Linked DNA regions of Homo sapiens: region 1 is linked to region 2. A link is a loop called in an ENCODE intact Hi-C map of the cell type or tissue named here. Cell type or tissue: PC-9. All regions are shown on one strand.

Evidence for each region. A loop is a pair of places that touch in the nucleus more often than their neighbours do. Peaks named below come from ENCODE experiments on the same cell type or tissue, not always from the same donor. Only the 100,000 strongest peaks of a DNase experiment are listed, where the experiment ranks them.
Region 1: a loop joins it to region 2, with 8 times the contacts of the local background. A loop is called at or near these places in 7 of 110 quality-filtered maps.

What each region holds. Positions count from the first base shown.
Region 1 is chr6:142,696,520-142,701,519 of GRCh38, forward strand. No RefSeq gene overlaps it. Among named protein-coding and RNA genes, the nearest start is that of HIVEP2, 250 kb to the right of the region's middle. In PC-9, a CTCF peak has its summit at 2,441; a DNase peak (open chromatin) is centred at 432.
Region 2 is chr6:142,842,405-142,847,404 of GRCh38, forward strand. The region is part of intron 1 of HIVEP2 (HIVEP zinc finger 2); the gene reads right to left. Among named protein-coding and RNA genes, the nearest start is that of HIVEP2, 100 kb to the right of the region's middle. RefSeq lists enhancers at 802-1,091, 3,585-4,278, 4,335-4,384. In PC-9, no CTCF peak of the experiment used is centred here; DNase peaks (open chromatin) are centred at 517, 2,827, 3,687, 4,717 and 2 weaker places; H3K4me3 peaks cover 3,447 bases; H3K27ac peaks cover 4,765 bases.

The sequences.
Region 1 (5,000 bases), 150 kb before region 2:
ACGTGCTCCCTCCACTCTCCTCTTCTGCCTGCCAGAGTTTCCAGATTTGTTCTGTTTTGCAGTTGCGTCAAGCCACACTCAATTCCAATCCTAGCAGAAGGCATAAATTAACATTTTATTATGCGTGCTTGTTAGGGTCTCTTAAAGCAGACATGCAAATTCGAGGCTCCCATAGTAAATTAGGGCATACCCAGATTTTGCTGAAAATAAATCAAGTCGCCCTGGCCAAACCCTTGGAAAGCAGCACTTCTCTGAGCTATCCTGGGACAGATGCTCCCCTCAGCTCCTGCCCCAGGTTGTTTACCCTGGCCCCTGGCCATTTCCTGCCCCGTTTGGCACCCAGGTCCTCTCTGTCCAGCTGCCACTGGCTCATAGGACTCTTGGTCGACTTTCACTTACAAGGAACCAATTTCACAAGCAGCTGTAGGTGAGCCTTTTACGGGCCTCTGGCGAGTGAGTGAGAGGCCTCGGGCCTTCTCCCACAAGCAGCTGGACAAATATATCTGCCTTGGCTTTCCAGGGGGACCAGCTATTTTGAGGCTCCCCTTTGATTGACTCTTCCTACTACTGTGCCTTTAATTGCAGTTTATGGATCTTAAAACCTTATAGAACAGGAACTTCAAGCTAGACAGAGCTTGATTGGATTTGGCGTGGCTGTGGCGGAGGAATTCGAATTAGCAAAATCAAAAGTGAGAAGTAGTTAGTATGCACTTAGGCTCTACTAGGTTCCATTTTTAATTGTTCTGTGGCCTTTCTTTCCAGCATGCTGATTAGGTCATATAATTTTGTGTGTGGTTGGAGAAAGGTGGACAGGGGAAAGAGAGAAAGAATGTTTTCCAAGTCGCCACTTTAATTTTCAAAGTGTCCTTTCACATCCCTCATTATTATAAATTATCTGCCTCCTTGGGAGCATGCGTGGATGATCCCACCCAAATAGAGAAGGTGGTAAAGGCAAGGAAGCCATCACTGCCCTCCTGAGTCAGCCCACAGGCATCGGTCACAGATCGAAAACCCTAGTTCTGACCAGGTAGGTGGAAGAGCTGACTTCAGGGGCCTTGTGCCAGCCTAGATGAGCATGGTAAGTATTCACGGGGGATATTTGAGCCTCCCTATCTTAGAGGTTACACTGGAAGACACCATCAATTGGGTCCTATGTAGTGCGAGTGTGTGGGAGTGCCTCCAGCATTCCTGCAAGCCTGCTTCCAGAAGACTACTTGTCCCTCCACTCCTGTGGCTCTCAGGAAGTTGTGTTCCTTCTAAGTGCTGGAAGATACACCGGAACCTGAGGCTGCCACTCTGAAGGCTCCAGTTCTCTGCCATGTTGCTATCTCTATTTTATTTCTCCTTCCAAACAGATGCTTCTTAACCTCCTTCCTCCTGCCTCTCACCTCGCTCCCAGCTTTTCTGAATCCTTTCTCTCCTTGTTTCACTCAGTTCTTCTTTGCATCTCATTTCACCTTCCTGCTCTGTAGAGAGCTATGCGTGGCTCTTACCTTCCCCCAGTGGCATTTAAAGTGTTTCTTGGTGCAAAACATCCTATTCATTGCCATAGAAACAGGAAGCTCAGTGTGGAAGAAAAAGGAAAAAAAGAAGTCTGACACTCCAAAGCTGTGCAATTCTGTTATTTTGCCCAAATCCATAAACGGCAACATGCTGGGAGATAAGCAAAAGCCCGCCCGCTGCTAGAACCAGAGAAGGAAGGGCCTTCCATTCCTAGGAGACTGTCTGCAGGTTTTAAACCAGGCCCTTAAACCAGGCAAGAGCTGGCTCAGTGGAAAGAACTGCTACTTTTCTTTCACATGGAAACTCACAGCTGAGTCTAGAGAAGTCAGACTGCCAGGACCCTGAGTGAGGAGTCAGACAGACCTCGTTCTGTGATAAATGCTGCCTCTGAAAAGCTGCAGCCTTTTGGACTCCTCACTTAACCCCTCTCAGTCTCCTTAGCTATAAAATAAGGATATGAATGTTGCCACGGCCTTTTTGTCAGGCTCTGATGAGGGCATGTGGTGCTGTACCTTCATTGCACTCCTGCTGGACTCACTGTTTCCTTACCCCATCCTTGGAAAGCACAAGTTTGGGTTATCTATTCACCATGGTAAACACCTCCCTGACATAAAACTAAGAGAAGAACTTCACATTCACATAATTCCTAAAATAAAGCCAATCATCCACAGCATTCTTTAAAATATACTAAGAAGTATTTATTTTTTACATCTTCATGCAAAACCTGGACAGGAGCCTTCTCCAAACCATTGATTTCCAAGATGCATCTTCAACCTACCCTGAGTACTGCCTTTTTCTTCTGGGTCCCAAGAACTCTAGAAGTTGTTATTCCCTAAGCTGAGAACAGGCTGGGTAAGTATGGATCAGAGCTTCAAGCTAATGATGTGAAGTTTGCTGGTTTAATCTCCACCCAGCCAGTGGGTCTCTCCGAGGCCATCTATGTTCTATTCCCAGAAGTGCACCCTACCTTTCAACAACTACCTTTGTTCTGCATCTCTTAGATTCTGCATTTGGCATCCATTAATCACAGGGACAAATGAACAGCCACAGTTGTTTGCATCTTCCCTGTGATCCACTTGCACTGGCCCATAAAATTGCATTAACAACCCTCCGATCCATCCCAAAACTAGTACCTCGAACCACCTCATTGAACTAACTCCCACAAACCCAGTCAATAGTCCCCTGCCCTAGGGCCAGGTACCAAACTAGAAACCACCCCACTAGACCAGAGCTCACTGACTTTATTCAAACTGAGCCACCCTAAGCTGTTTCCCTACCCTCCCTTTCCTCTCCTATGAAAAACACAATGAGGGCTCTGGCCATGGTCTCCCCTTGCACCTCCTTCTGCCTCCTGACCAAACCTGGTGCCTCCCCACGTGGCCTTCTGTGATGTGGTGGCCCCCTTTTCTTGGAAACTGTAGGTAATAAAAACCTTCTTTCAATGGCACTGGCCTCTCTTGTCATTACTCATTCACTTCCATAAATTAAGAGCTGGGCACAAATCAACCTTGTCCACATCTGTCATACCAGTGACAGAGATACCCTGGTAATGAGGTGTAACTGGTTCATCATGTACACATCACACGCTTGGTGGTGCTAGCTCAGCAGCATCTTCATCTATAAATAAGGCAACCATATGTCCCACTGTGCCCTGTAGAGTCCAAATTTACCCCTAGTTGACCTGTACAATTATTAATAGTGGCCTCATTCACTCTCAAAGCAATTCTGGTTTGGAATATAAATGATATGGTTACCCTACTATAAAGGACAGAAAAATATTCTTCTATGAAATAGGTAAAAGTCTTTGTTTCAGGGGACTAATTGCAACTGAGTCATTCAGTGCCATATTTCCACTTGAGGAAAGGGTCTAAATGAATGGTACAGACATTCTAAAAATACAAGTGCTTGTCTTCACATAATATGCAAGAAGTTCAAGAGGAAAAACCAGCTGCATGAAGTGTGTATACAAAGCAGAGCAAAGAATCATGATTACGCTGAGGTTTCTTTCACGAGCATCAAGGATGATGGTAGCTTTGTTCACCGTGACCCAAAAGCTGGACCAGGGTAGGAATCACTATGGACCAAATGATCAGGTGATTAGCTCATGTTTTCGTGTCTGGTATCTGACAGGAGATTTAGTCATTCAGTCATTCTGCAAATATATTTTGTCTCTAATATGTGCTGGACACTAGGGATACAATTAGAATCAGTTTCAGTTCCTGTCTTCAAGAAGTTTTTTCTGTAAAGGAAGACATTGACACACACAAGAAGTATTTCAAAAGGCACAAGCACAGGTTACCATGGGACCATTTACGAGGAGCACTTGTTCTAGTCCTGGGGGTTATTAACTGACTTTATGAGTGAAATTTGGGGTGGGTGTGGGGAGATTGGAGGGTAGATTATAAGACCCTAATTCAATCTGAACCAGTAAGCATAGAGACCACTGTCTAAGGTCCTGGAAATCAAAGGACAAAACCTGAGGGCATTGGAGCATGAGACTGGGGGACAGTCCAAATTCAAGCAACCAAATGAACAGAATATAATGATGGCCTGAATGCTGCAGAAAATCCAGCCCCAAGTTCTAGCATTTCTTGACAGGTAGAAATGAGGAATGTTAAGGACCGCTAGGAAAAAAATACATCAAACCCAATATATGAGAGAATTGATTATGAATGCTCTAGATTTTTACCCCAACCCTAAACTCATCCCATTCTTCCCTAGGTGCCAGGACTGGTGCTCATCTTTGCCCTTCAACGCTGTAGCCTCAGTTCCAAGGAGGAGAAGGATCAGCTGCGTGCCGGGGACAACTTCCTCATCATCCTCCCAGGGAAGTCTGTCGGAGGTTGTTTGTAATCAAGCCTTAAAAATCTATGACATGCAGCTGCACTGTCTGTGATGGCACGTACGTCAAGGAGAAAAATTCATGATTTGGGAATGCATAGAGCTATGTTTTGCTCCTCCACACCCTAGTCAGATGCAGAGTTGTTTTGGTCCTCTACAGAGTTATAAATAAAAAGCCAGCTCTAAAGATTTGCTGAAGCAAACCCAAGGCCGAAGGAGCAATCCTTCTTAATTGACCTGACTTACACAATGCTTCTGGCATATGGTCTTGCTCTCCCCAGACAAAGAGAATGCCTATAAAAAGAAATACATAACATTGGCCCTAGCATTATTTTAGAGTCACAGAATGTAAGTCACAGGGGATATTAGAGATCATTTTGCCCTATGCATGCATCTTACAGATCAAGGGTGCCAGAGGTTGTGGAGCTATTTAATAGGATTCCTTGACTGGGATCCATTTTTATTTTAGAAACAAACACAATTAGATTCAATACCTTGGAAAACAGAATTTTGGTACACTTTGAAGTTATAGACAGCTGTCTCTGTTGTATCCTTGATACACTTAGAATAAGCAAAAGAGTAAAATAGGCTATGTACTATACCCTCAAGTATTCAGTGCCTCATAATACAACCCCCAGGACCTATCATCGAACTTC
Region 2 (5,000 bases):
ATGGTACATGAAGAATTCTAGACTCTGTACTGAAAGGGAAGAGAAGGACAAAAAGAAAAAATGGGAAGAAAAAAAAGACCTGAACGTCTGTGTGTAGATAGGCAAATAAGAACTGAAACTGTTTGCCATCCGCACTTTGAAAGTCACACTATGTGTCAAGTTTGTCAAGTCGAGTGAAAGAAGGAGTGATGTGCTTCTCCACTTTCCTGAAGAACCACGTAGAAAATGTGGCAAATATTTAATTTAAGCCTTGTTTCCTGAAAGACTGCAAGATGCCCACAAATTTTCTTTCCCAGAGTTCAAAATAGCAAGCTGAGTGGGTGTAAGCACTTTAAGTGAAAAAAAAAAAGTAACTAAGGAAAAGGAAATCGTACTTTCTGCTTCTTAGTATAAGATTTTTTTTTAAAGGCCATTTAAAGAGATATTAGTGATTAGGATCTGGTGGTTGTCTTGAATCAGAATACAAATACAGTCCTGGTGACCTCAGACAGAGCCCCCTGGCCACATTTAAACATGATTCATTCTGTGTAAAGATGAAACTGACAACATCGTAGTTACAGTAAGAGCAAGCTGTTGTCTGCTACGATCAGATACCTAAATCACAACAGGAAAACACTTGCACGAAGGGAAAGCTGAATGTCTATAGGGCCTCTACCCTTTCCCAAGAGAGGGACCTTCCTCAGCAGTGCTTTATAATATTTTCACATGTAGATGAGTCACCAGGGGAGCTTGTTAAAAATATGGGTTCTGATTCCGAAAGTCTACGTGGAACCCCAAAGTTCCCAGGTGATAAGTTCGCTGGTCTACACTTTGAGAAGCAAGACTGTAGTCTGTAACAATAGTTTCCTAATAGCCAGACACCAGAAATCACAATCAACCAATTAAGAACACTTACTAGTTACCTGTGCCAGTTGTTATAATAAAGTACATAACAGGTGACTGAGCTAATACAGAAAAAAAGTATGTTTTAAAAAAATAAAAGCTAAATGTGTGAAAAAGACTCTAAGGATAATAGGAGTTGAGAACAGGAAGAGTTCTGTGGGGACTAGAGTGGTCGCAAATGGCTTCATAGAGCAAGCTGGACGTGTGCAGCCCCAAGTTAAGGGAAGGGGTGGATGTAGAGAAAGAAAGAGCAGGCCACCACTAAGGGCAATTCTAGAAGGGAGAGCCTAGAGTTCCCACAAGAGAAAGCTACGGTGAGCCTGCTTTGTGGTTATAGATATTATCATTGGAAGCTTTTAATCAGAATTCACTTTGAACCAGGTGAAAGGAAACTCTGGCCTTGTTTAAAATTTGTCGGTTTGGAAATTATAATTCTATTCCAGGACAGGAAAGAATGGGTAGTTTTGCCTTAGTCTTATGCAAATTTTCTCCATTGGCAGCAGCAATAGTGTTATGAATGACATTTTAGGTTTGAGCCTGGGAGCACAAAATTACCATTTTTGTACATATATTTATGCATATGTATGCCTTTGGTTAACATATGTCTTTAATGATTAAGACTTTCAGAGCATTAGAATCATAACTTTTCACTACAATAGATTTAATAATCTTCTGTTACTTCGAGTACTTGAATTTTACTTTTATTATAAAAAGAATTTTTTTCTCCTGTAACATACTTTCGGATGGCACATACCCACACAACACCCTCAACTCCAGCAATATTCTTCCATTCTTCTCTTTCCTCCCACACTGGCTGACAATGGGAAGAAAACATATCCAGAAACAGAATGAAATTATTAATGAATTATACCTTATGTGTTTTTTTTAATCTTAAAAGAGTTTTTCCTACCAACCCACAATACGTTGGGTATTGCACAATGGATTCAACAGAAAAGCAACTGAGGATTCCACAGGTCAATACAAACATAAACATTCAATCTCTAAACTTTTTTTTTTTAATGAAGAGAATTGCAGAGGGATGAGCATACTTGCAAGCTGCAAGAAGGAAGTATTTGAAAGAGAAACCTAATATTTTAGCTCTCCTAAGTCAGGTCAGTAATCTCACTGAGTTCTATTTCCATCTTTTCATCTTGGGAACTATGAAATTCGTCATCTTATTGTAAGCATTAAGAAATGGTACTTGGAAGACTTACAAATCTTATGTTTCACATTAATGTTAAATGCCATGACTATGGTTTAGCCACAGTTACTGTCCGAGGTATGTTTCTCTCCTACCAAACTTCACTATGCTTCCTGTTCTTAGTAAGGAAGTCAGAATTTAGGCAATGAATTACGGCAAAACTGCTATTTCAAAGCATCAAGGCTTGAATGTTAACAAGATACCTGTAACACTGCGATTGGGCCGAACAAGATCCTAGTATTCAGGATGTACCAACAGAGTCACCTTCCCTCCCGTCAATCCAATGCACACACACATGCAAACACTCACTAGTGACAAGAAAAAAAATATTAATATGAGAATGCTAAATTACTGCTACTTATGAATGGTTACAAAAACAATAAACACATATGAATGGTTGCAAAAACAATAAACAAAATGCAAACAGGCACACCCTAGTGAGACCACGAAGTGTGTCTTCTACAAATCTCTTCCCCTTTCTATCCTGGTCCTGTTCAGGTGACCTGGCCTAACCTGGACATGGGGTCTTTGCAGGCTGCACGCTGCATCTACTGCAGAAAAGAGCTGGTAAGATTTTTCATGCTAGGTTGTCAAAAATGTAACGTGTTCTCATTATGAAAACATTTACATTAAGAAAACAGCAAAAACAAACAAAAATCTTGGGACATCATGAAACTTAATACAAACAAATAACTGTTGGTGAAGAGACAGATTTGGGGGAGGGGTTTTGCAAGAATAGAAGCAAGACTTCCTCCTCTGTGGGAAATATTAGTAATCCTATTAAGGCACAGTGCAAGGTGTGTCATAGACACTAGAAGCAGATATGGTTTACTTTCAGTTCTCTGAGGTGATTCTTATTGGAATTGAAGTGGCTCTTCTGAAAACAATTAATCAACAATAAGTTCTCTCTCCCTCCCTCTCTCTCTTTCTCTCTTCAAAGTGTGTGTGTGTATATATACGTATGTCTTTTGACTAATTATTAGGCGTAGTCCCATTTTTTTCTCCTTGGTACCTATCACTATAATCATCTGTGTTTCTGTGTCACCTGCTTTTAGAATTACACATGGATATTACCAGAAGTTACAGAGTTAAATTTGCAACAGCACAGACTTCTAACTACAAGCCTGGGACCATGGTGGAAACAAAGGTTCAGTTAAGGAAGATTTCCCGAGCCAGAATTGATGTCCTCACTAACCAGGCTGCCAGGCTTAAATCAAATGAAGGTCGATGCAATGTCCCCAGAGGAAGCTGTTCAACTCGCCGGGTCGGTTCCCCAGAGCCCTGCCAAGGAGGCTCCTCAGATTGACAGCGCCCTGGCAGAGCTGCTGTCTTCCCCAGGCAGAGAGGCCCTCCCCCGGACAACAAGCTGGGTGCAAACTCGTCTTCCGCAGACACCAAAAGAGAGCACAGCAAAGCTAAGCGACTGGGGACAGCCACTTGTGGCTGAGACAAAGGCAGGCTCCCCCTGCCGCAGGACGATCACTAGGACTGTCAGGCTGTCGAAATGTATATTGCAGACAGGACATCCCTCCTGGCATCCAGTGTGAGCGAAGTCCAGGCCACGGCAACAACAGCCTGGCCTGAGGACAGCCTGCACCACACATCAAAGCCAGAGGCCCTGGGAGGCTGGCCAGCCGCCAAAGACGCCTGAGAGCGGCAGGGGAGTGTGTTGCCTTAGGACAATAGCAAACTGGGACGTGGTAGAGTCTGTAAATTCCAAGCACTGGGGAGGTCTTCTCAGAGATTTTACCCTCTCCTGTCAGGGCTGTGATTTAATTTCCTTTGAAGAAAAAAAAAAAGAAAAAAGAAAAGAATATACATTCCCAAATCTTCTGTCTGCAAAGGCAGACACCACAACGCAAGCTTAATGCACTCTGGTCCTTCCCGGCCAGCGGCCACTGTCTAACACAATACAGCTAAGTGAGATGTGACATTCTCCCGGTCCCCTTAATAGGGCATTAAGTCTAAGGAGTACTTAAGATCATTTAAATGCAAACATCATTGTTCCATTGCTACTAGACTCCCAGATATTTCCCATCAATTCTGTTTAATTAGAGTAGCACCACACGTTAATTATAACCTGACAGTTTTATTGATTTCACAGGGCACATCATACAGTCCCATTTTAGGTACCAAGGACTTAAGGTGAAGCATGAACCTCTCAGTCACAAAGATGACTCAGCCTCTTGGGCTGATGAGGTTCTGATTCTTCTACCAGGAGAGGTTTACCCACTTGCTCAACAGAAATAGTTCAGTAATCATCTTATGTCCTCACTTATTTCACAGCGTTTTGCAAAACAACACATCAAAAACAAACTAAGGAAAAAAAAACCTGTAAGAGTGTAAAAGAAATATCCATCTCCCTCTGTTCTGTGGTCTTAATCTGCAATTCTTAAGGACCAGGATGAGGTGCTGTGAAGGCTACGCAGGTAAAGCTGGCACCAAACAGAAATATGGTGCACTTCTGCCCCTGAAGCGACTGGCCCCACTTTGAGAAGCCATGCTGTAAACATGCTCATTAGAACAGAGAGGACTGGTCAGTTTTCCTTTCAGAGGAAATGAATATGAGTTGAGATCACTCAACTCTAATCCACCCTGTACCTCAGGGTTATACTCCCAGCAGCACATGCTCCACTAAGCCAGCAGTTTGTCATAGCCCAGCGTGTCATCCATAATGGCATGTTGGGGGTGGAATCACTTCCAATTCCTCACTAATCTGGTGCGGGGAATGCCAAGGTACAGAGTTTTACTTGATTGCATAAAACATAGAGCTATTTTCAGCTTCCAAATCATCGTTCTGGCTCTTTCACCAGTCCTAAAGCCATATTACAACCCTTTAAAAACATCTTTTCTATTCGGTTTTCCCTTATTTTAATATAAGCAAACACTTAAAGTAATCCCACTAAGTCTCTGAAAT